Linked DNA regions of Homo sapiens: region 1 is linked to region 2. A link is a loop called in an ENCODE intact Hi-C map of the cell type or tissue named here. Cell type or tissue: Calu3. All regions are shown on one strand. Each heading gives the region's core, and the rest is flanking DNA. Links, peaks and the distances in the headings are about the cores only. Region 1 has its middle 60 kb from the start of FIGN. Region 2 holds the start of FIGN (fidgetin, microtubule severing factor).

Region 1 (15,764 bases), core at 4,914-7,413, 62 kb after region 2:
CCTCCAGCCAAATTTTGAATTCAAGATCTTAATAGTAGTTCAATGGAATTGACCCAAGGGAGCAGCCTAAGGGCTCAAAGAGAATAACTCAAGGAATATGGTCTGCTCAACCAAATTTACCTTGAATTCAGCAAGCATTTGTTGAGCACCTCTTCTATACTTATATTTCACTGAGTGCTATGAGATAAAAAAGATAAAATGTAACAATTGGCTCTTGCTTCATTCATTATTCAACATATATTTACCGAGCAACTTCTATGTGCTAAAGACTACTATTCTATTAGGCCTTGAAAGTATCTTGTGATGTTTGCTTAATAAGTATCCTTTGCAGATAATCATACTCTGACTTCCCATCCCTATTTCAGAATTTTAGGTACCATATGAAACAGAATCAGATTTTGCCATTTATATTTAGGTTGAACAAATAACATCAGAAACCAGTGCTTCTGCCAATGAAGCCAAAATAAACTTAGCTCCACTACAAATCATACCTGAGGGTCTTGCTTTGGAGAGTGATACGTCTCTGCCTTTTTCCTGAGAGGCTACTTTTCTGGCATCTCACCACTGTTTACTTTAAGTTTATTCATTGTGGACACAGAGACAGTTAAATGAATTTCACAATTCTTCTAAAAGCTGAAAAGATGTCAAATCTTAGCTTTTAAGTATAATGTTTTCCATAAGAAATAAGGGATGTAAAGGACCTCTTCAAGGAGAACTCAAACCACTGCTCGACGAAATAAAAGAGGACACAAACAAATGGAAGAACATTCCATGCTCATGGATAGGAGGAATCAATATCATGAAAATGGCCATACTGCCCAAGGTAATTTATAGATTCAATGCCATCCCCATCAAGCTACCAATGACTTTCTTCACAGAATTGGAAAAAACTACTTTAAAGTTCATATGGAACCAAAAAAGAGCCCACATTGCCAGGATAATCCTAAGTCAAAAGAACAAAGCTGGAGGCATCACACTACCTGACTTCAAACTATACTACAAGGCTACAGTAACCAAAACAGCATGCTACTGGTACCAAAACAGAGATATAGACCAATGAAACAGAACAGAGCCCTCAGAAATAATACCACACATCTGCAACCATCTGATCTTTGACAAACCTGACAAAAACAAGAAATGGGGAAAGGATTCCCTATTTAATAAATGGTGCTGGAAAAACTGGCTAGCCATATGTAGAAAGCTGAAACTGGACCCCTTCCTTACACCTTATACAAAAATTAATTCAAGATGGATTAAAGACCTAAATGTTAGACCTAAAACCATAAAAACCCTAGAAGAAAACCTAGGCAATACCATTCAGGACATAGGCATGGGCAAGGACTTCATGACTAAAATACCAAAAGCAATGGCAACAAAAGCCAAAATAGACAAATGGGATCTAATTAAACTAAAGAGCTTCTGCACAGCAAAAGAAACTACCATCAGAGTGAACAGGCAACCTACAGAATGGGAGAAAATTTTTGCAATCTACCCATCTGACAAAGAGCTCATATCCAGAATCTACAAAGAACTTAAACAAATTTACAAGAAAAAAATCAAACAACCCCATCAAAAAGTGGATGAAGGATATGAACAAACACTTCTCCAAAGAAGACATTTATGCCGCCAAAAGACACATGAAAAAATGCTCATCATCACTGGCCATCAGAGAAATGCAAATCAAAACCACAATGAGATACCATCTCACACCAGTTAGAATGCGATCATTAAAAAGTCAGGAAACCACAGGTGCTGGAGAGGATGTGGAGAAATAGGAACACTTTTACACTGTTGGTGGGACTGTAAACTAGTTCAACCATTGTGGAAGTCAGTGTGGAGATTCCTCAAGGATCTAGGACTAGAAATACCATTTGACCCAGCCATCCCATTACTGGGTATATACCCAAAGGATTATAAATCATGCTGCTATAAAGGCACATGCACATGTATGTTTATTGCAGCACTGTTCACAATAGCAAAGACTTGGAACCAACCCAAATATCTATCAATGACAGACTGGATTAAGAAAATGTGGCACATATATACCACGGAATACTATGCAGCCATAAAAAAGGATGAGTTCATGTCCTTTGTAGGGACATGGATGAAGCTGGAAACCATCATTCTGAGCAAACTATCGCAAGGACAGAAAACCAAACACCGCATGTTCTCACTCATAGGTGGGAACTGAACAATGAGAACACTTGGACACAGGGTGGGGAACATCACACACTGGGGCCAGTCGTGGGGTTGGGGGAAGGAGGAGGTATAGCATTAGGAGATATACCTAATGTAAATGACAAGTTAATGGGTGCAGCTCATCAACATGGCACATGTATACACATGTAACAAACCTGCATGTTGTGTACATGTACCCTAGAACTTAAAGTATAAAAAAAGAGAAAAGAAATGTCGTCTTATGTATGTCAAAATTGTAATGAATATACAACCAAAGGAACAAAAGAAAGCGTTGAGAGAATAGTAGAAGACTTACAAATGCTAATTGTGAAGGTGAAAGGTAGTGGAATTGGAGAAGGAATAAGATGAATTTGACTGGTAGATTTTCTCTATACATACTGAATATATGCTGAATTAAAATTTAATCAATGTCTACTACACTTACCGTCTACTAGATCTTGTGTTAGGTACTTTCTTATATATTATCTTTTTAAATTCTTCCAGGAAACTTGTGAAGTAATTTAGTACTATATTTATTTTGTAGTTGCAGAGAAATACACATTTAAAAAGTTAACTGAGTCACACAACTAGTTACTGGCAGTAGTTTGGTGGTAAGAACACAGCTGTCCTGTCACAATGACTGTAGAATGAAAATTTTAAGAAAGTAAAGATAAACCTGAGATTTCAGTATACTTCATTATAATAAGGAAGGAATTCACAGCTGCACAAACTGTCTGAACACATTGTTTTACTGTTACCATGTATTTTAATTGAAGCTATACTGCATTAATTGAAAATTGATTCTGTGAAAACCATACGATTGATCTGTATCATCCTAAACCTAAGTGAAAAGCCAAATAGAGAGGAATTAGCTATGTAAAATATTTATGTTGTCATAAAGAGCATTTAACATATCTGGCCCGGTAATCTGTTCAGTTAGAGGCGGTCAAAGTATTTGCTAATGATTGACTTTGTATCAGGTAAAATAATATGGCAAGTCTCCTACTACAAAAAAAAAAAAAAATCTTGAGGCAACAGTAATTCAGTGTTTTCTTGGACTTCCTATTATTGATTGTGCAACAGTGAAAATACCTTTCTTTGCCATTCTCAGGCAGTTGAGGTAAAGGTAAAAGAATTTTAAGGCTAAAACTGACTACCCAGGGCAATAGCTGCTTAGCCAAATAATTTATAGGGAACATGTAATGGTTTCCAGGAGTGACATGCGTCATCTTCCCACATGAAACTATGTAGAATGTAATTTTACAGCTGGGTAAATTCTCAAGGCAGGACACAAAGATCTGGCTGTGGGATGCCCATTAATGTCAGAAGGAGTCCAGGGGCTCTATTCCTCATGCCCCTCTTATAGAATGCACCAGTGTCAGCCTGCTGTGAGAGGAGTCTATTCGTTTTCTGGAAATTCTGAAGGCCAATGTTAACCAATATCATGTTGTGGATGTTTATATGACTTTACATTGATTCTTAGGATTGTCTGTGGATAATCACAATGTGAAAATGAGGAAGTCATGCATTTTCATTTAAATTTTTAAATTTAAATTTTAGATTTTTGTGGGTACATAGTAGTTGTATATATTTTGGGTGTAGTTGTATATATTTTTGGGGTACATCATACATTTTCACCCAATATAATTCTAGACTTTTTTTATTATGAAAAGGCCACTGTCAACAAATGTAATATTATGTGAAATAGAAGTCATATAATAGAAAATCTTTGCAAATCAAGAAAAAATATTGCAATGTGGTGATTTGTAATTATAATACTTACAAAATCATGATCAATGTGGTTTCAGTCCTATAACAGCATTATATTAATAGTTAAGAAAGCAAAGTCCATGTGATAATGGATAATCCCAGTATCTCAAGTCTTTACTTCTATCTCTTCCACACGAGGAAAGTGGCACATAAGTACTTGCAATATTTGTTAAAATGCCTGGTTTTCTTTTCTTAAAATTTATTATCCTTACATTCTTAAGCAAGTTCTAAACTGCTGCTCTCTAAATGTTCCCCACCTACTCTTGAATATTTTGTGTCGCATTTACTTTCTTTCCATTCTCCTTCAAAAAGTCTTAGAAACAGCCTGGTGAGGCTAAATCTGCATTGGAGAGACGTGTTGAGCAGGTAACTGAGGAGGCTGTGCCATGATCCTCTTCATAAGAAGGTAAACACAATGTAGTTATTGACTCAGAATCAATAGCGTATAATATCAGATTTTAAGAAGCACCTTTTGGATATCCATTCATTTACTTACTTCTACAATATGTACTTTTTTATTATTTTATCATTATAATTTAAGTTGTAGGGTACATGTCCAACAATATGTACTTTTTAAAGTGCCCACCAAGTACAATGGATGACAGAGGATAAAAAAAAAAATAATATACGAGATACAGTTTCAGCCATCACAGAGGAGTTAAACATCTAGATGATAGAAATGTTCTATATTTCTCTGTAACATTCATTAGTATACTGTGTTATAGTAGCCACTAGCCACATGTAGTTATTGAGCACCTGAAATGTGGCCAGTGTAACTGAATAATTTAGTTTCAAATAAAGTTTAATTTTAGTTAATTTACATTTACATTTGAATAGTCACAAATTTAAATTTGAATAGCTACCATATTGGGCAGAGCAAATTTGAAAAATCCAAAAAGTTCAGCTTGTGATGTTAAGTACCAAGAATTTCAAAATGGAGTTAATGCTATGAGATGAGTGCAAACAATATTCTTTAAGGCTCAGTGAGGTGAAATATCTCCACTGAGAAAAATTTAAAACGAATATTTAATGTAGATTTGAAAGATGTAGGCAGTGTCATTGACGTAGAACAATTAATTTTATGGAGAAGTTTAAGGGAAACACCTGCTACATATCAGATATTTTAGACACATGCTTTTATTTAATTCCCATAGCTGGGAAATGTTGTCACCACTGAATAATTGATGGATTTGGAGCTGCAATGTTAATGACCATACCCAGGTTCACCTGGCTAGTAAATGGAGACTAGGTTTGAACTCAGGTCTTCCTAACTCCAGATCTCAGGTGTGTTCTACTTTGCTAGGCTGAAGAGGGAGTGAGAAGAGAATCAAATGTGATTTAAGGGTACAAAACAGGATAACATGAAGGGTGGTGGTGCCATGACCAGAAGTGGCTTAGTCAGGCAGAGAGTTAGTTTGGAGTCACTAAAGGGATATATAAACTAGTTAGAGGGGAAGAGAACAATGAAGATTTGAGATTTGGAAGGCAACTGCCAGTTCTGATAATTTTCATTGGAGTGGTGTTTGGGTCTTCAAAGGAGAGAATGTATCCACAAGGTAAGGGGCTTACAATAAAATTCTGGGAAATATGTCCCTTTTTCAGGCCTAGAAAGGGAAGAAGAGCCAATAAAAGCATCAGTGAAGTGGTTAGAGATTTAGGAAGAATTCTATCAAGGTGGTGGTCACTAGTGTCAAATACTACACAAAGAACAAAGATGGTGATGAGGAAATCATTAGTTTCCTGATGGGAAGCTTAGTGACCTTGAAGAGAGACAGAACATGACGACTTAGGAACCCTCAACTTTCTTTAAAATTTGTACTTTCCAAAGGCCTTCTCAATGTTTCTGGGCCTTTGCTCTCATACATACCAGCTGTTTTTTCAAAATTCTTAGACAAGTTCTGAGTCCTTTAAAAAGAAAACCTTGCAGTTTTCACGAGGTTGTATAACTATTTTCCTCCTTATCTCTAAAACCCAGTTCTCTGCCTGGGACTTAGCATCCCTTAATAAACATTAGTAGGATGCATAATGAGACTAGAGAATTGGATATTTTTTCATGCCTATTTTAGTATTTTGGTTATTTTCATTAATATTAGATTATTCATTAATTATTGAACTCCTAGGCACTAAGTATTATTGGTAATACAAAGCAAATCTAACAATGTGAGATCTTATCCTGTTCCCAAAGAATTTGTAGTCTATGTGGAGGAGAGGATGAGACAAATGCACCCAAGATTGTTAAGTACTACATTGCATGAAACACAGCACTGAGAGCCATTCAGCATGCAGTGGCCAGCCAAACTAGTTTTTTAAGACATTGAGCAACTTTCCCCCATAGTGAACTTTCCTGGCACCTGTCCTCTTTCTTGGGAGCCCAGGAAATCCCCATATTCCAGCAATTGAATGAGTAAGGGCTGGCAAACAAGGGCCTGTAGAACCCTGTCCTTGCAGTAGAGCCAGTGTTCATTCTTGATTGTATGGGTTTCCTGCCATCTCAATTGCTGAATATTTTGAATATCACCCTTGGAAGTGCATATTATAAAGACTATATTATAAAGATTATCTGAATAAAGTCTTAGAAAATCAGGTAAAACAAATGACTCAGGAAGTAGGGGTCATGTTAATTTCTTTCGGTAAAAGTGATTATTAATTGTAGATTAATCACATATTAATAACAGATAGCTAAGTGCACCTAAATTTGATATTGTAATATTTGGAGTATAGCATGCAACTGCTCAGTACACAATGGATTGCTAGTCTAGCCCTGACTTTGCTGTTGTTGGGGCTCAGAAACCAATACCCCAAAATATGATGCTTTGTATATGCCAAACTGAAGAAGAGGCCTCAAGGTCTCTATGCTGTCCCCTCTGCCCCATCACCATCTCTCCTTAAGCACAGGTAAAATTGTTCTCTTGAGTTCCCTTATCTGTCTAAAGTTCAGACTTCCCAAAGAAGAAAACAATTATCTCTGGTTTCTTCCCTGAGTTTTCATTGATTGAACCCATATCTTAGGAAGGAAGACAGAAGTGTATCAACACACCTGGAGAGACTTTTGTCATAAACCGTTAACCGCTCTATGGGCCCAACATAGACTTTTGCTCCAGACCACTGACGTCCCTTAAACATCATTTATGATTCCCCTAAAATCATCCACACATCCCCATCTCCTCTTCCTCTAAGAAGTAGGGTATGAGGGTCTCTGTACCGCACTGGAAACTGCGTAATGACTCTTTTTCTCCCCATGCACTTGGTAGTAATACGTTTGCAAAGCCTTTTCTCTTACTAATCTGCCTCAGTGTGAGTCGATTATGCAGTTAACCTTCAGAGGGTGAAGGGGAAGTTCCTTTGGCCGCAACACTCTTAATTAGCTTTATGCCCTTGGTTAAGTCACTTTACCTCCTAGGTTTATTTTATTTGTTTGTGAAATAAATTGCCTGAAAAATTATTTCAGTTAGAATGATTTTGGCTGCAGGTATCAGATGCATTTTATTCAACTGGCGCAGGAACTAATGGCTCATAGCATACAAAAAGAAGTCTACTGGCAAGGCACTCTTCAGGCAGGATAAATGAAGACCCTGGCTCCATCTCTTCAAAATTCTCTTGGCTCTACCCTCTCTAGGTGTGGACTTCATTCTCAATGCTAGTGGAATAAGTGGGACATTGCTTTCTTGCTTTCTTGTGTCTTGTTCTTTTTTTTCTTTTTCTTTTTTTTTTTTTTTTTTTTTTGAGACGGAGTCTCGCTGTGTCGCCCAGGCTGGAGTGCAGTGTGCCATGTCGGCTCACTGCAAGCTCCACCTCCCGGGTTCACGCCATTCTCCTGTCTCAGCCTCCCGAGTAGCTGGGACTACAGGCACCCGCCACCACGCCCGGCTAATTTTTTGTATTTTTAGTAGAGACGGGGTTTCACTGTGTTAGCCAGGATGATCTCGATCTTCTGACCTCGTGATCCACCCGCCACGGCTTCCCAAAGTGCTGGGATTACAGGCGTGAGCCACCGCGCCCGGCCTCTTATGTCTTTTTTAAGAATGAAGAGTACCCCTAATAGTGCTAATGGTTCCAGGGTTCATGAGAGTAACTTCCATATGAACTAAATTGCATTGTTCTGATTTTTGTTTCATCAACAACCTGCGGAGTGCTGAGAAGAGTCCCTGGTAGATAGAGCATTTGATGTGGCTGCTACTGAGGGGGTCTGGTGCACATCGGGAGAAATTCAGCTGTTAGAATTCCAGACAGGTAGACCTGTTGGCACGCACTGCAAAATAAGTAAGCTGTTCTCAGCCAGTCACACTGGCCCACTGTATTCCCAAAGAAGGACAAATTCAGAGAAGATTAGTGAAGGTGTTAAGGAAGTGAGGAAAAGAAATCAGCTGACTAGCCAATACTGTTTCCTTAGTTTCTTTCCCCTGGACATTGTGATTGTACTTGTTGGTTTGTGTCCTGACTACTGCCTGATTTATTTCTGACCTTAACCTGTGTCTTATCATCTTAGATTTATGGAAAAGTTATCTCATTAACTAAAATACTGACTTTCCAATCAAGCTTCAGATCCTCAATTATTATCTGCAGCTGGTAATGAATGCATATGCCAGCTCAGGCTTAAATGAGCTCCTCTCATCCCTGCCGGATGAATTCAGTGGCAAGCACAAAGCAGTTGCTCAGTAAAGGCTTCTTGAGCTGATACTCTCTCTCCCACCAGAATATGTCTACATCCTCTATCAGATGTGCACCCTTGTGAGTGTGCCCTATTCAGCTTGTTACAGACACATGGATATTTGAACAGTTTTTCACAGGATATATTTCAGTTTCAGAACAAATGTTTTACTATGCAGTAATTGAAGGTTCTTTCCGTTTTTTATTATTGTCCTGAAAATCTGATTATTGACTATTGACTTCACTATAGACCACAAATTTATAGTTGAAAAAAGAATTATTATATTGTAAAGTAAGGGAAAAAGGACTTCTAAACTATCCTGGAAAGAGCCAGCCTCATATGGCCCTTGGATGGCTTTCAAATCTTGAAATATTTTTCCTCATTTTCTCCCTTGTTTTGGATTGAGGGTTTTGTTTGTTTGTTTTGTTATAATTCCATATATGTCTTGTGCTGGCTTATTAGCTATATTTCTTTTTTTTTTTAAAGATTGCTTTAGTGTATGTAGTATGCATCTTTAACTTATCACAATTTACCCTCAATTAATATGATACTGCAATTTCTCTCTTCCAAGGCTTTGTGCTATTGTCATACATTTTATTCCCACATATGTTATAAAAGCAAGAGTATATTGTTATTCATTTTGCTTTTAACAGTGAATTACTTTTTGTAATTTAAAAGTTAAGAAACAATCTCTTTCTTATTTACCTACATATTAACACTGTTTTTGTGCTTTCTATTTCTTAGTGCTTATCCAGATTTTCACCTGCTATCATTTTGACTCTGCCTAAGGGACTTTCTTCAATATTCCTGGTAACGCAGACTTAGTCATAATGAATTTTCTTGGTGTTCACTGTCAGAGAAAATTCCTTATTTCACCCTTATTCTTGAAAAGTATTTTCATGGTATATGGAATTCTACACTGAAATGTGTCTTTTATTTTTTCCGTTCTTCAAATATACTCATTTGCTGTCTTCTGGATTGAATTGTTTTTAACAAGAAATCTGCTGTCATTCTTATTTTTGTTCCTTTGTATATAATTTGTCTTTTTTTTTTGGTGGCTTTTCAGAATTTTATTTTTATTGCTTGTTATAAACCATTTAATTGTGATATGTGTCAGTATAGTTTTGCTCCTGGTTCTTGTGCTTCAGATTTGTAGAGCTTTGAGAGTCTGTAGGTCTGTACATTTTCTCAAAATTGAAAAATTTTGGCCGTTACATTGTCAAATATTTTTTCTGTCCTCCCCTTTTGGTGACTCCAGTTATATTTATGTCCCATGGCTCACTGCTGTTCTATTGTTTCCCAGTATTTTATATCTGTTGGTCATATTGAATAGTTTCTTTTTTGCGTGTTCATTTACTAATCTTTTCTCCTGCATTGTCTAATCTGTTGTTAATTATATCCAGTTAAATTTTTGCCAGGTATTGCATTTTTTGTCTCTAGAAATTTTGCCTTTTTGATACCATTAACATCTCTACTTAACATTCTCACTCTTTATTATCTTGAATACATGGAATATAGTTATAATAACTGTTCTAATGTCCTTATATACTAAATGTATCATCTGTATCATTTCTGGGTGTGTGCCTTTTGAGTGATTTTTCTCCTTACCATGAGTTGTATTTTCCTGTTTTTTGTTTTGTTTTGTTTTCTTTCATGTCAGGTCAGTTTTGATTGGATGACAGACATGAATTTTATCTTGTTGGGAGCTAGATATATTTTTATTGCTATAAATAATTGAGCTTTGCTCAGTACTTCAGTAAGTTACTTGGAAGCATCTTGATTCTGTTAAGGCTTACTTTTGAATTTTGCTAGGTGGGATCAGAGCTGCCTTTAGTCCAGGGCTAATTTTTCCCCAGTACCACGGCTATGCCTTTTTATGTACCCCACTTATGAATTATGAGGCTTTTGCATTTTCTTCACGGGAATATGAACTAATTTCAGTCCTATATTAATTCCAAGGATTTTCCCCTCTGCTACTTTTGCTTAGTTTCATTCCCTATGTTGGGCAGTTTCTTCACATGCCTGGGCTGATCAGTACTCAATTGAAGGCTGAAGGAGGACCCTCTGCATCTCTCTCTCTCTCTCTCTCTCTCTCTCTCTCTCTCTCTCTCTCTCGCTCTTGGTCTTTCCTTTCTGGTATTCTGCCCTGTGAACTCTAGCCTCTTTGGATTTCCGTCTCCTCCATTCTGGATACTACTGGGCATCATCTGGCTCTCCTCTCCCTGTGCCGCAGCCTGCAAACTCTGTCAAGGCAGTGAGCTAGAGCAATCACAGGGTTCACCTTGATTCCTGTCTCTTGGTGATCACTTTTCTGTGCTGCCTGATATCCAATGTCCAAAACTGTTGTTACCAAACAACATCATACAATATACCCAGGTAACAAACCTACACATGTACCCTCAAGTCTAAAATAAAAATGAAAAAAAAAATCCCCAAACCAAAATCTATTTTTTCATATACATTGTTGGATTATTATTATTTTTTCAGTTGGAGGGTAAATCTGGTGCCTGTTACTCATCTTGGGAGAAGCATAAATTGTTGAATTGTTTCTTGATATGTAAGGTCTGGTCATAAACAGCTATTTGTTTCCATTGAAAAATCTAAATCCCAGTCCCCTTTTATTCTGATAAGTGCTTCGGAATAATTTTTAAATATAAACTTGCCAAAACAGTTAGTACTTTCCATTTGCTATTTCAAGCCTTCATGGCTCTATTCTTTTCCTCTGTATATGCTTTTTTCCTTGTTAATCGACACCAGCTAATCACACTTGGCTTTCCAGTTTAAAGCTATCTTGCTCCTTTGTGTATGTATGTGTTTTGGCTCAAGTGCTTTTTAACCACTTTCACCTCCTGCAAGTTCCTCAACAAAGCCCCACAGGCAAAGTGTTTTCATACTTTATACCTACTACTTCCAAATGGCGCTTGTCATCAGGTCATTCTTTCTTCCCACAAGATCATTTCTCTGTAAGTGTAGGTACACTCTTCTAGGAATTGTAATTTGCACATTACAATGCATTGAAACAATCCAGGACTCCTTTTCTGATTCCCTATTCAGAATTTCACTGGATCTGAGTGTGCTGTTAAGTGGGCCCTGCTATATTATGTAGCAAGTGACAAAATATCTTTAAACATCTTGTCAGATTAATAAGCTTTTGTGGGGCAAACCCTCTTCATTATAAAGTCAGGCTTCTCTATCACAGACTAAGATTTCTTAGCATTTTCCCTCTGATCTGAGAAGAAATAGTTCGATAAAAGTGGCACATAATGCCACTTTTGACAAAATACATACTGCCTGTGCAATAATATTGTCCTATGTGGATCTGACTTGAGTAATCCCATTCCTTTCTATATTTCTGTCTCTTTAAAACTTGCTCTCCATACCCCCCATTTGTCAGTTAAATTGGGTTAGGAACTCGTGCAGACTCTTCTCTAGCTGGAGTAAGAAAAAAATATTTTGTTAAGATGTTAGGCAGTACTAAATATAGTTATCATTATTGTGGCCTTTATATATACATTATAATTTTGTCACAAGCTCCATGTAATATCTAGAAATTCCCTTAAAATAAAAACTAGTGAGTGTGTTATGAAATTACAGCCAGGACAGATGGCCAGATCCTGTCATTGGAAATAAAAGTAATGTTATAAGTGTATAACTCCATTGGGGAAATTGAGTACCATAATAAAGTAGACTTCCACTTTCTGCAATGAAATTCAATGACTGTTGAGGAGTTTAGGGTTTAGAAAATTGAAAAATGAAACCTTTGGTTTTTTGCCGCTGTTTGATGATGTGTAGCAAGTCCCTTTATGGACTGAGGCTAACATCCAAATAGTAACAAGCTTGCAGTGAATAGAGCCCACAGAGGATAAGCTACTAAATCCTGCAATAAAAGCTGTGTGATTTACAGTAAATTCCAGAGGGCTGACAGCACCACAGCTGAGGGCATAAACACTTCTTTCATGGCTGAAGCTTCAGTCAGCTCTGTCTGCTGTGAAGTACAATCGAGCAGCGAGGCATGCTGCTTACCAGCAATGACTTTGATAAATAACTAGGAAGTCCCACTGTTGGCTTAAAACTAGAAGTTGTTCAGTTGCAATTCTGCATTTGTCCTGCTTTAATGGGTATGGAAGTGGCTTTAGCTGTAATCTGTCAGTGATTGATTAGGCCTTGCTGAATCCCCTCTGCACTCCGTTTTCAGCTCCCTGCTTTCCACAGTTAAAACAAAATTGGTACATATGTGACTGCCCTCTTATGAGGAAAGTAAACACTTTTAATTCTGCTCAAGTGAGTATGAATTAAATGGCCCCAACTGATAAATTGGTGACAGAACAACAAATCTTAACAGCCAAGAAATGGTATGCTACACGCAAAGACATTTGGGATCATATGTAGTTTTCATTTGCTGCTGGCAGAGTGGGTTGTAGTTAAAAGTTCCAATCACAGTCATTTATTTTATGCACACACAAAAAAGCCAAGGAGGAAGTAGGCCACTGTTCTAATCATAGAAGTATTGAGTTATCAGGCTTAATCCCAGACCCACTCATAATCACTCTGCCTGTCTAAATTAGGCGTGCTATTAAACAAGTGCATGAATTCCACAACACAGAAGAGAGAATATTGGAGCAGTGCTTGTAGCTATAATTAGGGCAGAGGTATTTACACATTTATTTTAGGAGGTTAATTTCCCATCACACCTGGCTGAAATATAATATGTGTGGGCCTACCAGATGAGAAGGGTGTTTTTTGTTGTTGTTTCAAATAACACTTTGAATCAATTGGTTAATTTTACACTTGAGCAAAGGTGCATAAAAGTGATTATAATTAAATTCAGAAATAATTCACATCATTTAATATTAGTAGGAAAAAACAAATCTCAATTTATACCAGTGTAAATCTCAGGTGCCACGGCCAAACTTCAAACTGAAACAATGTGGCCCACCATGAGATGCACAAAGTAAATGGAAGGGCAAACACCAATCAAAAAACAGACTGTGCAATACTTTCCAGGAGGTATGGAAAAGTAATACAAGTGGAAATTATTTATTTTAATTCCATGAGCTACAGGATCCTTGCAAAAATGGGCGTTTCATGGAGGAGACAGCAAGAGGAGGAAGAGGAAAGGAGGAAGATGTTTCTCTGTATCATTCATTTCACAGATTTATAAGCAATTGATCAACAGTTGCATTAGAAAGTGGCATTGCTCATGGCAACCCAGTGACTTTCCATGTGCAGTAGCGCTAGGGAAGAACTCAGCAGCTCGATAGAGTCATATTGCTAAAAACCAGAATGAACTGCATTTGTAGATGCAAATTTATATCTCTAGTATGTTATTACTTGAACAATAGTGAGTCATGTCTAATAATAACTATAACAAGCCAGACGTACTGCAATAATGTAGCTTCCACCTTCACCAGATCCAGCAGGAGAAAAAATGGTTTGGAAATCAGGCTGCCCATCTATATATGTCATTTTATCTGTTCCTCAAGAACTGCTGAGGGCAGGAAACTTGCATTTTGACACAGGCACATCAATGCTTACATAAAGTGAACAACAGCTGAAAACGTATTTTTTCCCTTTAACAGTTCACCTTGCATGAAGAGGAGCTTTGACTTTGTGGGGAAGTTCATGCCCTTTACTTTAGATTATTTATGGTTTCTTACTTCACTGGGTGATAATCAACATAAGGCATATTTCTCATGTTTGGAGCTCACACTCTTCAATGCAGTATGTGGGAAGATAACATCAGACAAGAACACTTTCCTTGTTTCCTTTTCCTGGCTGCAGTATATGACTTGATTTTAATTTAGCCATTTCAATCTTTTTAACCAATTAAGCCTGATTCTTCATTCCAGAAACTGTCTGCTCCCTGTTGCATGCACTGAATAGTTCCAAAAGAATTATAAGGACAAATTATGGTTGCCATGAACTTCTCTTGCCATGTCAGAGAACTGAGAAATAAAGCGTGACAGAGGATAACATCAGATTAGCTTGAACATGCTGGAGAAATGATTGGTGTAAGTTTTTCCCTAGATGTAGAAAGCACTATGCTTCAGCATCTAGTGAGATTTGCATACCTGAGGAACTGCAGTTCAAATAGCACAGTGTGCGGTAAATCAGGAATAACTAGTTAAGAAATTCAGTTGGTAGCTATTTTCCTCATCCTTTTTTATACTTACAATTTCATCCCCGTTGATCTGAACTGCTGTTAGTAGGTACTGATATAATCAAAAGCTTAGGTCACATTTGCATATTATCCTGTTAAACATTGGTCTACTTCTTTAAGGTAAGTGTACTTATTTCTTTAAAAGGCGCAAAGCTCTTTTCTTTTCCCATTTAAAATGATAGTACAATTATTGGTTATTTATATCAGACTACATTCGAATATTTTCCACCAGTCTTTATGTATATTTACTGGGTAGCATACTATCTTGATGTTTTGCTCAGTCTGTAAAAGAGGGTTGTTTCTGGCTCAAGGTTCTTGTCTCTAAAAGAGAATGCACAAGTAGAGATGAATGCAATGCAAACATTTTGTCCTATTTGCTAGTTCAGCAAGAAATAATCTCTAATTCTAATATTTGCATTTTTCTTTTTCTTTTTTCTCTTCTTTTTGTCCCTTCTGATACCACCTCTTTTCTTCCTCTTCCTTTTCCTCCTCCTCCTTATTTTCAATGGTTTTAAGTATCTCAGAAAGGACAAAGGCTTGATAGAAATCTTGTCTTTTCTCCTGATTCAAGACAATCAGAATCTTACGGAAAACTGCCAAGTGCTATAGCCAGTGAGCAGATACTGTCCGGTATAATTCCAAGCTCCACATTTTACCTCAAAGTGATCAGGTGGCAAAATTGGGAATATGGAAACTGAAGAAAATTCTGGATATACCTAATTAGGCCATCTAAAAAACTCATGCATTCAGACAAATGTAATTTATGTTTTTTAATTGTAACACAAGTAATTTTTCTTAAATTTACAGCCATTTTAACACACATAAGCATAGTCACAAATATAATTTTTCTTAATATTCCTTCAAGAAATTGCACATTGAGTGAACAAGTTTTTTTTTTTTAATTTCATCTGTGGAAGAAGAAAGTGATGCAAAAGTGAATATATTGACAGATAGCAATGCCCAACAATATTACTTATAAAGAATGTTGTAGTCAATGGCAAGATAATG
Region 2 (15,764 bases), core at 7,902-10,401:
AGCAATCTATAGTAGGAGAAAGATGATGGTAAGTGATCTAAAGGAGACATTTCAAATGTTCTAAGGGACAATTAAGTAGACGTCGAAATCAATCCTAATTAGGGTGCCTCAAAGAAGGCTTCATGGATGATGCAACAACTGACCTGGATACCAAAGTCCTAGTAGGATTTCAACAAGCGAAGAAGAACATGCCAGGAAGCAAAAAGAAGGTGGACAAAGACTAGTTGCTGATAAAGTACAGGAAAAAAGTATTGCTTTCAGTTTGATAAAAGTCCACCTTTCATACTAAATATTTTAAGGATTTGAGGTTTCTAACTCCACTGCTTAAGTTAATCTGATTGCCACTCTATTGAAATCTCTTACAAGAGAAAAGCATTAGCTAACTAATACCCATCAACTCTTAAGATATTAGAATTGCTGACACTTTTGCATGCAACCAATTAGTAAGCATATTTAATGAATGCTTATCATCTCTTCTGATGGGCTTAACAAAGTAATAAATGGTCCTTGAGCTTTCTACATTGTTTCCAAGATAATTTTTGGAGCTTTCTTAAGAGAAACAAAAATATTTTGCATCTTTTAGACGACTAGCAAGGTCCAAGTTACTTGAGTTCACTGGTCCATGACAAAGCAGTCATGGAGTATACAAAACTGCAAGAAATCTTAGTCATCATCGGATCACCTCAATCATCTCTTCTTTTATAAAAAAGTAAACTAAAAACTAAGGCTCAGTGAGGTTGAATGGCTTACCCAAGGTAACAAAATGATCTTCGACTGTGGGCTTCTGCTGACACTGTCCTTCATCATCGTTACTTTCCTGAGATGTTCTTGCAAGACTGACAGAAATGTTTTCAAAAGTCTAGATAGGTTGTTGAACTTCAGCCGGATGATGAGCTATCTGTACATGTCATTAGTATATTCAGTTCTGAATAGATATCTTCATTTTTCTAACTTCAAACCAGGAAGAATGACATTTTTTTAAAAGGTAAAAATTTTAAGATCTCTTGATATATATAAATGTTTGGTTTACATTAGAATCATCTGAGGAGTTTAAAATCTCATCTAACTGATCTGGTGTAGGGCTTAGGCAAAAGTTTTTTTATTATTTATTTATTTATTTTGCTTGTTTGGGGCTTTAGTTTGGTCAGGAAGTTATAGCAAGCATTTACTGAGTTGATACAAAATTTAACATCAAATTTTTCTAAAACCAATTCAAAGTATTCAATGATTTCAACTTCCATAATGGCAGTAAACACATTAGTTTCCAAAAGAAGCCTTAAAGGACATATACCTCCATCTTCAATGGATTTTATTCTGTCACTTCATTTGTGGCCTAAAAACTTGAGTATGTTAAGAGAGAATAAAAGAGTCTGAGAATAAGTTGAACCATCTTTAAAGGCATATATATATGTTTTCACACTTTTTAAAATTATGGGGACGAAAAGATACGGAGAATATAATTTGTTAAAATAGTGCTACATGCTATTTACTGATTATTAGTCAATGATTCTTAATAACTGATAAGGTTTTTTTTACATAATTAATATTAGGGTTTAATTTACAAAATTGCCAATATCATTCTGTGTAACAACCACATGAAAACAGTCTTTAATGTTAGCTTTGCCTCAATGACTTTCTCGAACTTGTGCCTCCTTCCCCTATTCCTACATGTTGTCCATGACAACAAATGCTGCTTTACTCTTCCCTAATATAAACCCTAATATTATCCTCTTAATTAATTCAAACTACTTCTCATGATCTAAGTATCATATTCCAGTGGCTGAAATGAAATTTGATTTTCCAGATGATCAAGTAATAACCAGTCTTGCAGACAAATATCAAAAATTTTTTAAAAAGAAAGAAAAGAAAAGAAAAAAACAGCTCTTCAAAACGGTACACAGCTAGGTAGGTAGGAAGATGGCTTAGACAGCAAGGTTCTTGGTGAGTATGCCAATAGCAAAATAGCAGAAAACATTTTCCCCTTAGCCCTAAGCAAAGGACACCAACAAGCTGTTAGAAAATAAAGACAATTTTTTTAAAAATTATGTATTTAAGTATACATGTGCATTCCAATCATATATCAGCAACACCTCCCATCTTAGTGACTGTGGCATTTTGCTGTAGTAGGGTAAAATTTCAAGGAACTACCATTACATGGTGGTAAAATTGTAGATTTTTTACCCATGATTATGAACAAACCTATATTATATGTTGTACTGTCCTTACTAGATATCTTTAAAAATAAATAGTACAAAATAGTTTACCTATAAGTTCTTTTTACTTTATGCTAAAACAAAATAAAACAAGACAAAAATTAAAAAAGTAAACAAAAAAGGCATTATTGCACTGTATATGCTCATTTAGAGGCTTATTAAAGAACAAAACATAATAAAGAGCTTTCAATTTTTTTTGTAATACTTTAACTGCCAAAAATTTTATTGATGGAGATTTCACACCCATGTTTTTAAAAAATTACCAAAAGAATTTTGCTTATGTGTAATTTTTTTCACTTTCTAAAGAGATACCAGCTCCAACTGGACATTCATTTCTGAATAAAATTCTACTATCTTACCATCCATGAGTAAATTGATATCGATGATTGGTTGATTAGTACTCTTAGAATTATAGGAAACATATTTTTCCAATTAGGTAACACTTATTGTATTCATAGTATGTTTAAAATCTTCCCACAGAAAGAAAAAGCACTGTTCATATAGGCATGTAAAATTCCAAAGCTGGTAATATTTTTTCCTTCCAGTTTGTCAGACAAGGATACAGGCCATTCAGGGTCCCAATGTCTACATTTGGGTCCTATCAGTATTTCCCTCCCAAAAACGTTGCTTAATCTTCTGAATAATGCAAATGAAAATCTCTCTTTAAAAGAGAACTTTGTACTGACTCTACTGGCATAGGATACCACGATAAGGGCAGGGGGGATAAGACCCACATCTTTTGTAAGTTGGGCCTAAAATTGACTCCAGATTTGCGAGTCATGAACAGAAAGTCAGTTTTAATATAGATGTGCTTTAGAAAGTAAAAATGGTGATTATTCTTAACAAGTTACATATTGGGAATTATTCTTCAAAAATGACTCATAAAATATCTTTTTAAGTACTTAAAGTCATGAATATGTTCTACTCTTTTACCTCTGCTTGAATGTAATTTTTCATTTTCCAGGAAAGGATACATTTTCTAACTAACCCCGTTAACCTAAATACTCATAAAGGAATACCAAAAGTGTCCCTGACATCAATACCTTCACAAAGAAATATATCTATGCACATGCACAAGAACATATTCCATTTAGATAATCAAAACTGTAATTTTTATCTAAAAGATTCCCTTAGATCCATGTAATTCCTAGCAGTAAAATTTATCAAAAGCACTTAGTTTGCAAACAATGAGACTGCCATTATCTATAGCCTTATTTCTTCATCCATATACTTTAATTGAAAAGTACAAACTATTAAGCATAAAAGAATAATAGTACTGTTTATTTCATAGTATTTGTTTGATCTGAAAATGGGGATTGTAATGAAAATGCCTTCAATCTTAAGGGAACCTTTTTTATCCTACTCAGAATAATTATCTTGTAAGATTAAAATCACTGAATCATACCGAATTAAGATTTATAATTTAGCATCATTGAGGTATATTATTTAAAAGAAAGAGTTTACAATCTTCAATTTGAAATTGAAAGGGAAAAGAAATGAACAGATGAAAAATAAAAAAGCTCTTTTTGGCACAACAATATACTATATTGCCACTTATTTACCCAGATTCCTAGTTTAATCATTTTTAAAGCAAAACATTTAATATGAAAATACAAGATTCCAAGTATAGGAGTAAAGCAGGAAAAGATGAGTCCCCGTTGAAATTATACTACAGAATATGGAGATAGAACACAGAACATTAGAAAATGTGAATTGTGGCTAACTACCTACTAAAATATTTCAAGTTTGCAATGGCTTAGTTAAAAAAAAAAAAAATATTCCTAAACTGTGGGGTAAATTTTTACTTAAATGGGACACTGTTATAATAGTTATTTCCCAGCTTTCTTTCATTAAAGTGCCTATCAGTGTGGAGAGCAATGCCTTGTTATTACACAGGGCAAAGATTTTTCTTCTTAGAAAGTCTCATATGTAGCATTTCTCCCGACAAAGTCTAACAAGGCATTCAAAATAAGTTCAATTTTTTTCTTCCTCAAAAATATCTTTAAAGCCCCCCACTTTCACCCCAGTCTTGGATTACATAAAAGAATAGTTACTTTTTCCAAGCTCTTTGATATTTCCCTTCCTGGCAGAGTCATCTGATGTGAGAAATATCTTTTGAAAATAAATGGTGCAACTTCAAGTGCACTCAGATCCATACTTGCTGGACATTCCATCATATCTCAGTTTTGATTTGAAAAAGCCACTTGACTTCAAAATTCAGTTTTAGGTATCGCAATATGAAGTTTGATCTCATTGAGAAGTACTTTGGGAAGCAACGATGTAAATGTTTTGTCCACCTATCAGCACAGAACGTTGGTAAAGGAGTCATATGACTCTAATTTTCAGGGAGAGGGAGGTTATTGCAATACAAATTGAGAAGCTAAGTCCAGGATTTGAATACAGCATACTGCAACATTAGTGTTACCGCATGAAATGGTTACTTTTCCTCTTTAACACAGCTGTCACATGTTTATATAGCTAAAATACCACTTTCTAATGTCCACGTATCAATACTGACACTATTATAACAAGGTTATTTGGGGGTCTGCCCCCCCCTTCCTGTCACTCAATGAGCATACTTTCGTTTTTTTAATGGTCAGCATTTTGTATCAGATAATGTAGGATTTCTACATAAAAATACTCATTTTTCTTGTGCCTTAACCGAGGAGGGATAGTGGCAGTACTTGGCAACAGAGAACCTCCTAAGCTCTTACTACTACAATTATTCTGGGCCTGGGATAAGTATTGAAGTATGTAACTGCATGCAAACCATTAAACACACACACACACACACACACACACACACACACACACACAAAGTTCCTTTTAAGAATACTTGAGCAAAAAGTCACATGATATATAGGAGATATATGAGACACAGGGCAAGATGAGACAAAAGCAAATATTTCAATCCCCAGTTCAGATATAGAAAGAGCAGGAGATACTTAATGGTTCATTTCCCATCAGTTTTCTTACTCAACTCTCATTAGTATCTTTTTCGGCAGAGGCAGATGGAATCATTGTGGAATAGTCAGTCTCCAATAGGAAACCTAGTGACTTCTACAAAGGTGGCCCCAGATAAAAGTCTGTAGGTGGTGAAGGCAGGGCTGGCTTCATTGCCCCATCATTTGTTCAGGCACACAGGCCCCCACCCCACCACACAATACAGGGCCCTGCATTTTGTTTAATGCTGTGTGTTGCTGTCTTCAAATTAATTTTTGAACAAGATGCCTCACATTTTAATTTTGCGCTGGGTCTCAGAAATTATGTAGCTGGTCCTAGGTGAAGGTAAAAATGTCTCTTAATGGTGAGGATAGTAAGTCAAAAGATAAGCAAAAAGTTTAGAACGACATACAGAAACCCACGGCTTCACATTGCACTACCTTTAAAATTTTATCTGAGATGTTACTATTTCCAAGAATAATATTTCATCATGAACTAATGCATGAAAGTAGAGTTTACCCATTCTCAGATGAGTTTACTCTCATAAATAGTTGACATTTAATTATCAGTTGTTTAAAAAGCATCCAGTTGACATAAGGCAAACAGTTGAATTGGGAAAAACAAAATAGGTATATACATACACACATATATATTTCATATATCTACATACACATATGAAATATATATGAAATATATATATAGCTAAAGGGAGTTAAATGCAGTTTCTGTTCTCATGCCAGGAATATATCCATAAGCAAAATGGAATAAGTATGTAAAATACCAGCAGAAATTAAAACATAGCAAAGAAAGAGAGTAAAGGTATTTTCAACATAATGAAATGGGGTAAAAGAAAACATTTTATAGGTATTTTACATTTCATATTCTATAGTATAAAAAACTTTACTGTATATTATATATCCTTAATAACTGTTTGGTTAAAAGCTCCTCTTCCTATGAAAATGAGAACAGAAACCTAGTAAGAAGCAAATTTTCCAAAATTATAAAACATACTTTCTAAAAAACATTTCCCAACACAAAAATACCAATACTTAAGCTGAGCTATAGGGTAAAAAACGTTTAACCTTGGGCCTTCATATAATAAATCATGCATTCTACTTTCAAGATGTAACAGTTTCAAAAATGATTGGAAGCAGTGATACTATAAATGCTTTGTGAAAGTCATGAGAGCTAAAATATGAGCAAACATATCCATTTATACATATATTTAACATAAATACATCTAAATTGAAATTCTCCTTTGGATTTACTGCTTCTGATACACCCTGAAACAACAGCCCACCATATGCAATGTTAAGCAAAGTGTCAATATTCAAATAACAAGACAACAAGCAGATTTGTTGCATAAAATATGTAAATATTATTAACAGAAAGTGCCATATGATATCTCATGTTTTGATGGTTTCTGATCACCTATCTTTTCTGCCTCCTCAGTATCTTAGCTAAGACTACTGTTGTCAACAGGTACTTACGGATGTGCTGTATTGAGGCAGCGCTTCTGAGCAGGCACCTGTGGTGCTGCCCTAAGGAAACTTAGCATACCCCTTGCTTTTGATTTGCTTCGAACTTCAATGTACCATTTATTTTGAGTATATTCTTTCATACTCCTTATTCCTGCTATTTTACTTTTTAAAATAAACATTTCTGAAAGAAAATTGCCATTTAAATGATAACATCAAAAATATCAAAAAGATTAGTAATCAGCAATCATACCAAAGCAGCTATGCTTAAAATTTCTGCCAGAAGTTAAATGAAAAAGTTAATGCTAAAAATTCAAGTTTAGGAAAAAAAGAAGAAAATGACAAAATCCAACCATGGAAAGCACTTGCTAAACTGGCCATTTATTTGCAGTGTGTCAAAAAAATTCTTTCATTTTCAATAAACAATAATATAGGTACAATCTCTCTCTCTTGCTCCGTGTTTGTGTGTGTGTGTGTGTGTGTGTGTGTGTGTGTGAATTGAAAGGCAGAATTTTGGGACTTGTAAGCTTCTAAGTGGTACCCCCAAATAATTTCTAAGTTCAGTTGATTTCAATAAAACACTAGCTCTTGTATATCTCAAAAGAAAGACACATACATTTATTTTTTATTGAGAGTTAAAATTTATAGCTTTTTCTGAACCATTTGTTTATTCTAGTTTATCAATGACTCAAGAAAAACAGCAGATATGCTGATTAATCAAGTTCTATCGATCAGTAGCATATGTCAATATTTCACACAAACATCTGCAGAATAGTTTCTTCCAATCAAAAATTTATAAATCAATTTAAATTCCTGGTAATTAAATTTATTTGCTCTTCAACAATGAACACAGTACTTTATAAAGAGTAGTATGTGAAATCTGCACTCAAGAATATATTGATCAAAGGTAAAATAGCACCTTTCTATTTCTATTAAACCAAGGTTCTAAGAACTAGAAAGTTCAAACCTTAAAAGCCTGCAATTGTTTCAAATACATCTAGTAATTCTGTTGATTTTGGGCCACTAAAAGTGATTACTTAATTAGGCAATCATTCAAGGCATCCAAACACTCACACAGACAAAAACAGGGAAGTATTAGCATGGCTGTCTTCACCTTGACATGAACATTCTGAAAAACAGTGCAGACTCTCAAACTTTGTGGATCTGTCCCTATGAATGTCCTGAGTAAGATACTAAATTCTAAAAGGTGACAACCAGAAGCTCAGGAAAAAATAATTAACCTATAATGAAATTACCCATTTATCTTTTCAGGTGGTTTATATCTTAAACTATCTTAGAAATGCAAAGTAATAATACAGATGGTCTCTATAGATTCTTGGAAATACTACCTATTTTCTTCTCTCTGGTTACACTCTTATATTATCATCTAAAAGTAATTAATGAAATTTCTGCACTCTTGTATATCTATCAGAAGTAACTACCTACAAAAAGGTTTTCAAAGTTCCTGCCTAACATGAATAAAAACAAAAACAAAAAATATTTTCTATTTATGGGAAGGAAAAAAATATCAGCCCTGGAAACTCAGCTACAGGAGTCTTAAATATAACTAAAGAATAAAACCCCCTATTTTCACTCAGAAGATATCAGATACTGTTTTAAGAATCTTACTGATGAAATACAGCCAGGAGAAAGAAAAATACTCTATTTTCAGAAAAAAAAAAAAGATGTTTCTTGAAATAATTCCAAAGAGACCCTATAAACTGTGTTTTTAGGAGAAGAGAAAAGCAAATCAACTCACACATACAGCTTCCAAACAGAAGTCTTACCCTCTTCCAGGAAAACAACAATGAGACTTTATTACCCTGCTATGATTCTTTCATTTCAGACATGATTAATTAGCAAGTATTACACTTCTCAAAACTCCCACCCTACTCTTCCCTGCTTATTTGATGATAGACCCACATGAAATAACAAGTTGCCTCCAGCAGTGTAAGACAAGTATCCAAAAACTCTATTTTAAAGAAGAAACACTTCTTTCCTATCTTTGCCTCCCAAAATGAAGCAGGCTGCTTCTAACTGCTTTCACAATTTTGTTTCAACTTGGTCATTTTCCTAACAATACCTTTTCAATTTTAAATAATGCATACAACATATTCATTATTCAAGAACACATAGCATGTTTAATCTGATACCTCTATTTTTAAGCTGAAATTCCAAAGGACTTATGTGTCCATGCAGTTTATATTGATAACCATAAACATGCACAATTAATAAACAATAGAGACGATGTGTACAAGCATGTTTTGGGACATGGTTTTTGTAGAAATAATGTTTCTTTTCCAAATAAAAGCTAATTTGTCACAAATATAATGAAGATAAGAAACAAGCATGAAGGAGTAAAAGAGAGGAAGAACAGAAGAGGATAACTAAAATTTGAATGAAAAACTCTTGACTCTCTACATATTCTTCCAAAATAATCTTTCAAAATAATTTTCCTTTTGAACAATCTGTGTTCAAAACGTCCATTCCATGTGCACCAAGAAGCCAGCCATCACTAAATATATTATAAATGTATATTCTAACAATCATCAATTTATAAAGTCTGGGATTTCCCCTTCAACCTTTCAACTGTTACGTCCAGAAAACTTCACACATAGTGAAATCCTAATAAATAGATCTTGTTGGTTCCAGGAAACATTTTTAAAAATCTATACTGGTCAAAATATCCTTGCTTTTTTTCTGTTGTATTAAATTTAGGATCAAAAACATCAAAGCAGCTTCCACCTCGGACCTAACTTTTAGAGGATCAATGTGACAAGGCAGTCCCTGATAGATGTTTCTCTTGATAAACGACTTGTTCAAAAGAGACATTGTAGCTTTCATTTCCTGACCACAACACACTTTTAATTTGCAACAGCAGAGCTGCCAGAGTGTGAGCACTTGCCCACTTTCTAGTCTTTTAGGTTTGTAGCTCTGGTTCCTTTAGGCCGCACATTTGAGACAAACAAAATCTAAAAATAATCAGAGTAAAGAATTAGAAAACAAGAGCCAGTAACGCCACTTTATACATATACACAAGTGTCTACTTTATATATATGTATGTAAACTTTCACCCCTAGAATTCTAATATATGATAACAAGGCTCCTAAGTTAACATCATTTGCACATCGGACATTTAAACATAGGGAAATGAATTATGTGACTATTATTTAATAGTAAGCAGAGACTTAAGAGGGGGGCAATTTACACACTCAAATCTGCTGTTAAATGTCATGAATTATATAATTGCCTATGCCAGTATGTTTTTCATGAATTATTGCAATGATTATTATTAGTACTACCTAGAAATCACATTTAAGTATCAATACGGTGAACAGTCAAACCATCCAATTTCTGCTCTCAGCACATTGTCCGAGCTCCGATTTAAAATTTATAAATGTAATATCCTCCTCATCACAGGCAGCAGCCCAATCTGCTCTGAATATATATTACAGCTTTAACATCACAGAGGGAAATCGCCCATCTGGCAATCCCATTCGCTCCAACAGCTCCGGGGGAAAAAAAGCTGTGCTCTCTCCTCCTTAAAACATTTCTCAGGGCAAATTATGTGCATCTAAAATAAACAGTCTTCTTATTGATCGCTTCAAAGTCAACAAGTTCCAAATGCAAAATTCAATCAAATCTTTCCTATCGTGTAAGTGTGGTGTGTATTTAGCTCAATAGTCACCAGAGTCCAACCAGACGTGTATGTCGCGCAACGGGTCTTGTAGTTCCTCTCTTCGTATTCACATTTGTGTTAGGAGAGAGCAGTGACCACGGCCACACTACAGACCCCTGGCAGCTTTGCCCCACTGTTATTTCTTTTTTCATATTCTCTCTTTCCTTCTTTCTCTCTTTTCAGGAGGAATTAACGGTCATGGGGTAAACATAGCAACAACCAAAAAAAAAAAAAAAAAAAACAGTCTAAAGTGGACATATCCTTTGGTTATGCAAAATACTTTAACATCTTTTTGTTGTTGTTGTTCCCTCTGTCTTAATTGAATATTACAAAGTGTACACAGGGCACTGCCACAAGAGCTATTGAAAATCCCCTCTCACTCCATTTAACTGACTTTTTTTTTTTGTAAAGAAAGGAAAGAGCGATTTCAAACGAAGTCAATTTCAGTGCCTGATTATTTAATTCTGTCACAAGTTAAAAGTAAAAAGCGCTGACAGGCAGACGAGTGAATGGAAAGGGGGAAGAAAAACCTATCCCTACTCTTTAAAAGACATCAAGGACTTTGGACAATCAAAATATAATTTTTATTTTCATGTAAAAGACACCTCTTCACTTACCCGCCCCCCCCAAAAAAAAACCACACTCAGAAGAACTGATTACTCCACAAAGTGCAAACATCAAGAGCAGATAGTCAAACTGCATTAATAGATTGAGAAAAATAAAATTTTCATCCAGTCCTGTTCCTGTGTGTGTACATATATATAGATACACTTTCATTAGTTAGTAATCTTTCCCAACACTCCTGCCCTCTCCCCTTTGCCCAGCCTCCCTCCTTCAAAAAAAAAAAAAAAAAAAACCCACACTGAGTTTAACTAATTTACATACTATTTGACTTCAGCAGTTATATATATATAGTGCATTACTAGTAACGTGCAACTTCTGGATGACAGCTAAAACCGATAAAAGTGGATTCAAGTAATATATTAATCAAAACTGCAATATACAAACAAGTGATAGCAAAAGAAAAAAAAGCATGGTGACATTAAACATATATTTTTTAAAAAAAGGAATTCTATATCATGAGCAACTGCTTGCCAGGCAGTCTTCAATGGTTTTATCATGCTATTTCATTTGTCTTTCCTATTTAGATGCAAAGGAAGTAAATTCCAAAACTGACATACCATAAACACTGGTGCTACTGATCATTTCTTGCTGGCAGCACAAAAAGCTGAATTGGATTTCTCACAAGCAGGAATTCCAAAGGTTGCTTTTCATTAAAGCCACTTTTCCTCTCAGCTATCAAATGTCACTGCCTTGAAACGTGGGCCCTTTCGTCAGGTATTCATTTAACCTACATGCATATAATTAAGGGGGAAAGCAACATCAACAAAAAGGGGATCTCAGATCACAGGAGAAGAAAGAAAGGAAAAAAAGCACATGACCAGGAATGCAAGTCCATGTCAATTTCACTCACTCCCATTGAAACTAACAAGAGCTCCGGGGAGGACGGTAATAGGATCAGTGGATTGTATATACCATTAAATTATACATCTTTCTCTCCCGTTCCTTGCCAACAATACGCCCACCACGCTGTACCCCCTCCTAGATGATGTGCTTACATTTTTCTGCAACCGATCTTCTGACATTTTCTCGTTCCCCCAGCCACGAGATTGTAATTTAACCTCAACTTTTTGTGTGTGTGCAAGATTCTTATTTACACTTCTTATTTACTTAGAAGTTAGTTCCCGAAGAAAGTCTAGCCCCACCCTATGGCTCCGCTTTCTTATTTTTTTATTTTTGAAGTAAAAAGATAGTAATAAGTAAGCCCAATATAGCGAAAAGCGAGATTCTTGCAATCGCGAACTCTTAATCCCATACTATTGTTACAATGATTAAGCAGCAAAAATATGCATTATAATGTTTCAGGGCTACTTTGAACAGAGAAATTAGACAGCAGGTTGGCGTACAGAATAGAAACGAGTGGAAATTGAATTTAATGTTTACGGCACAACTGAAGATCTCTTTTAATTACAGGTCTTGGATGTATTTATATTCTTTAAAAATAAAACAAAAACAAATTTAAACAGATGGTAGAAAACTACGAAGCTCCTCTTACCTGAACGCGCGGAGAGAGAACCCGATAGGTTAGCGTAGCATCGATCCGATGTGTTTGCTGATGAATGGAAGCTAGGGTTAAGTGAAGGTGCCTATGATTTGAAATCATTCCAAGTTTTTGAAGGGAAGACGGACTGCAGCCTCTGCCATGTTGGAATTTCAAACCCAAAACAGCTGCTTGGAAGGAGCCAGCATGCCAGAGGCTGGGCGCAGGCGCAGAGCGCCGCAGAGCCAAATTCAAATCACTTTCACACTAAGAGCCAAAGATCAGTTTTCAAAGGAGAGAGGGAGAAAGAGACGGAGGCTGCCGTGAGGGAGAGAAGACGGGAGGCAGTGGCGAGAGGCGGGCAGTGGAGAGAGACGGGCAGCGGGAGGACCAGGAGGGAGAGGGAGAGGCGCACGGAGCCCGCGGAGCTGGAGGGGGAGAAAGGGAGGCGGGAGGCGAGCCGGCGAGCGAGCTAGAGACGCGCCAGAGATTCATGGGCAGGGAGGGCTCAATGGCCGCGCCGCGCCGGCCGGCCGGCCGCTCGGGTCATGTTACACGGCCGGGGCCGCGGCGGCCGCCCAGCCTCGCCGATGCGCTCACGCGGCCCGGAGGGGGCCCCGAGGTCATGATTACGCGCGCGGGGACTCGCAGCTCTCCCTGCACGCACTCTCTGGCGGCCCAGCCTGGGGAAAGGGGAGCAGCGCCGTAGGGGGAAGGGGGCTTTCTTTCCCACGCGTGACCAGCCGGCCCCTGCGCTCCCCGGCCTGCGTTGGAGGGCCCGGGACAGAGCCGCGCTGCTCCCCGGCCCGCGGGCTCTTCCCTGCCGGTTCCCGGCCCTCTCGACAGCTGCGGCCCGTCCGCCCTTCCCCACCCCCTCTGCGCACGGGACGGGATCTGGTCTCGAGAGCCTGGACCTCACCGGCACCCTCCCCGGGGCCCCCAGCACCAGCCAGAAAACGACTTGATCTGCTTAGAAGAGGCAACTTCGGGGAGAAAATTCGCGTTCGCCCAGTTCCCCTCCCCCGCCTCCCTGTGAATAAATAAAATCCTAAGTGTCTAGGTGTGCGGTCCCCTCTCGCGCTCCCTGGCTCCCCTCCCTACCTCCCCCAGGCGGCTCGGGCTGGAGAAAGCAGCGCCCGGGGGGCCCTGGTGTCGGCGGCTGGTGCGCAGGCATAGACGTTAGGCTTCTGCCTTCCCAACCCCCCTCTATGGAGTAATCTGGGGACCCAGGAGTGGGAAGAGAGTAGGGGCTTTGTGGTGCTGGGAGCCGAGGAAGAATGAAATGTGCAGTTGAGTGTGTTGCTCGCATCCCAGGGAGCAATGCAGTGCTGATTGTCTGTTGCTGAGATAGCCTTTTGTTCGGAACATAAGGTTTAAGAAACACACACACGTTTTCTGGGGTCTCTTGTTAGATGTAAATGTGCGGCATCCAGACGCTTACTATGCAGTGTAAGCTCAGTTGGTTTACTAATCACCCCGCCCCACCCGCAAACAATCAGGATCATTTGAATGGGAACCTCATTCAGACTTCTAGGCTGAGAGTATTGCCTTCAACCTATTTCATTCTAGACTAGCCAACCATCCAACTGAGATAATAAAGCAAACAATAACATTTGATCATGATGTCTACGAGATAATGTGCCCGGCAAAGTTCTTTAGGAATTGTAATGAGAAAGAGAGTGAATTGGGTCATAATTTCTCTTCGTTTTCATTAAATATGACTTTAATAGATAAATGGTGAGTTTATACTTTGGCCTGGTAGACATCCAGTCTTCTATATTTCAACGAAGCTAAGAATGAAAGAGGCAAATTATATATTCCACCAGGAGCCCATCAAGCTGAAAATGTTACCTTTGAAGGTTGGAACCGAAAATGCACTTGCTGAGGACTGACCCTCCTCATAAGGGTGTTCACATTTCCCCCAGCTTCTCTGTTGTAGATTTGATAGCCTAAATTGCAGCTCTCCAGATGCTGAAATGCAGCTCTTTAAAAATGCCAAATATATACTTTGAAATTAATTCCATTCACCTTTTATGATGTTCTTACCTTTGAATGGATGCCTTTAGCTAACACACTGAGAAATAAAAATTATTTCAGTTAAATCTAGGCAGATGACAGAATTTAAAAGACAAAAAAAGAGTGATTCGAGATCCTAAGAAATATTTCTAAGCAATGAGATTTCTATTTGGAATGGATTTGACCTTTCTGTGAATTTTTTAAAAAAGGAGTCTTCGAAATAAAACAGAAGAACTTTATTCTGATGTAACAGAGAACACTGAAACCTCTTTAGTTATATTTTACAAGATGGCTTTGAAAATGATATTACGAAAAGTTGTTCATTGGATTTTACCACAAAGAAATAAGTGTAGGGAAATATCTGTGGGTCACTGTTGGATTGAGTACAGATGAATTAAAAAAAAAAAAAAAAACTGTGAAGCGCTCATAATCGCAGTTATTGCCCATTTGGGGAATGACGACCAAAAGTCCTCTGGACACACAGCAGATGCTCTGTGCAATTCGGGCAAAACTGCTCTGTTCTTGTTTGTTAAAAAAGTTCAGAGCTCATCAACCTTTAACATTAAATCCTAGCGTTGAATTTACAGTTCCTTGTGTAAATTCAAATAGTGAATAAAATATATAATACAGTGCCCACTGAATATAAAAACAATGTATTTTGATGACAGACTTAAAGCCATTCATCTGTAATATCTAAAATAAAACAACCCCTGCTCTTTAAAAAGAGGAGGAAAAAGTGTGGTCAGCAAGAGTTTATTAATAGATAATAACTGTACCTTTCCAATTCCCTTATAGATTCATTTGAAATACACATTATAAAAAAATCATTCAACATGCAAATAAATATAATTAACTTTGGAATCAAATAATTGGAAAACTGTTCAAAAGAGCACTGGATAGAGGTACAGAGTTTCTAAATTGTTCAAAATTACATATACTCTGGGAATAAAAGACACTTACATAATAGAATATACATTATGGGACTTCCATAATAATAAGATACACAGGAGAGTTCGTCATTGCACTATTTCTCCCTTTTTTTTTAAGTATAGGTAAAAGTTGCTTTTCTCCAATTATTTTAAGCAAAGGAAAATAAAACTTGACTTTCTTTTCCACAGAGATTCATGGCATTGTTTGCGATGTTCAGTTTTTGTTGTTTTAATAAAACTATCTTTAATTATGTGGTATGATTAAAAAGCACTTTAACAGTCATCATATTCTGTATGCATTTATCTTCAAAACTTTTAATCAAAAGAAATGTTTCTGGCTGTAGCTGACATCCATCTCTATAATATCTTTTGAAACTTCTTGATATAACATGAGAATTAAATATT

What was found. A loop is a pair of places that touch in the nucleus more often than their neighbours do. Peaks named below come from ENCODE experiments on the same cell type or tissue, not always from the same donor. Only the 100,000 strongest peaks of a DNase experiment are listed, where the experiment ranks them.
Region 1: a loop joins it to region 2, with 2.3 times the contacts of the local background. A loop is called at or near these places in 3 of 110 quality-filtered maps.

Annotation. Positions count from the first base shown.
Region 1 is chr2:163,788,543-163,804,306 of GRCh38, forward strand. No RefSeq gene overlaps it. Among named protein-coding and RNA genes, the nearest start is that of FIGN, 60 kb to the left of the region's middle. In Calu3, for the core only: no CTCF peak of the experiment used is centred there; a DNase peak (open chromatin) is centred at 6,299.
Region 2 is chr2:163,723,409-163,739,172 of GRCh38, forward strand. It overlaps FIGN (fidgetin, microtubule severing factor), which reads right to left and starts at 12,600. Exons shown (of 3, transcript NM_018086.4): 1 at 12,430-12,600; 2 at 11,495-11,664. The coding sequence starts at 11,519. LOC107985957 (a long non-coding RNA gene) reads right to left here and starts at 10,533. Exons shown (of 2, transcript XR_001739759.2): 1 at 1-10,533. RefSeq lists enhancers at 13,207-13,723, 13,724-14,239. In Calu3, for the core only: no CTCF peak of the experiment used is centred there; no DNase peak of the experiment used is centred there.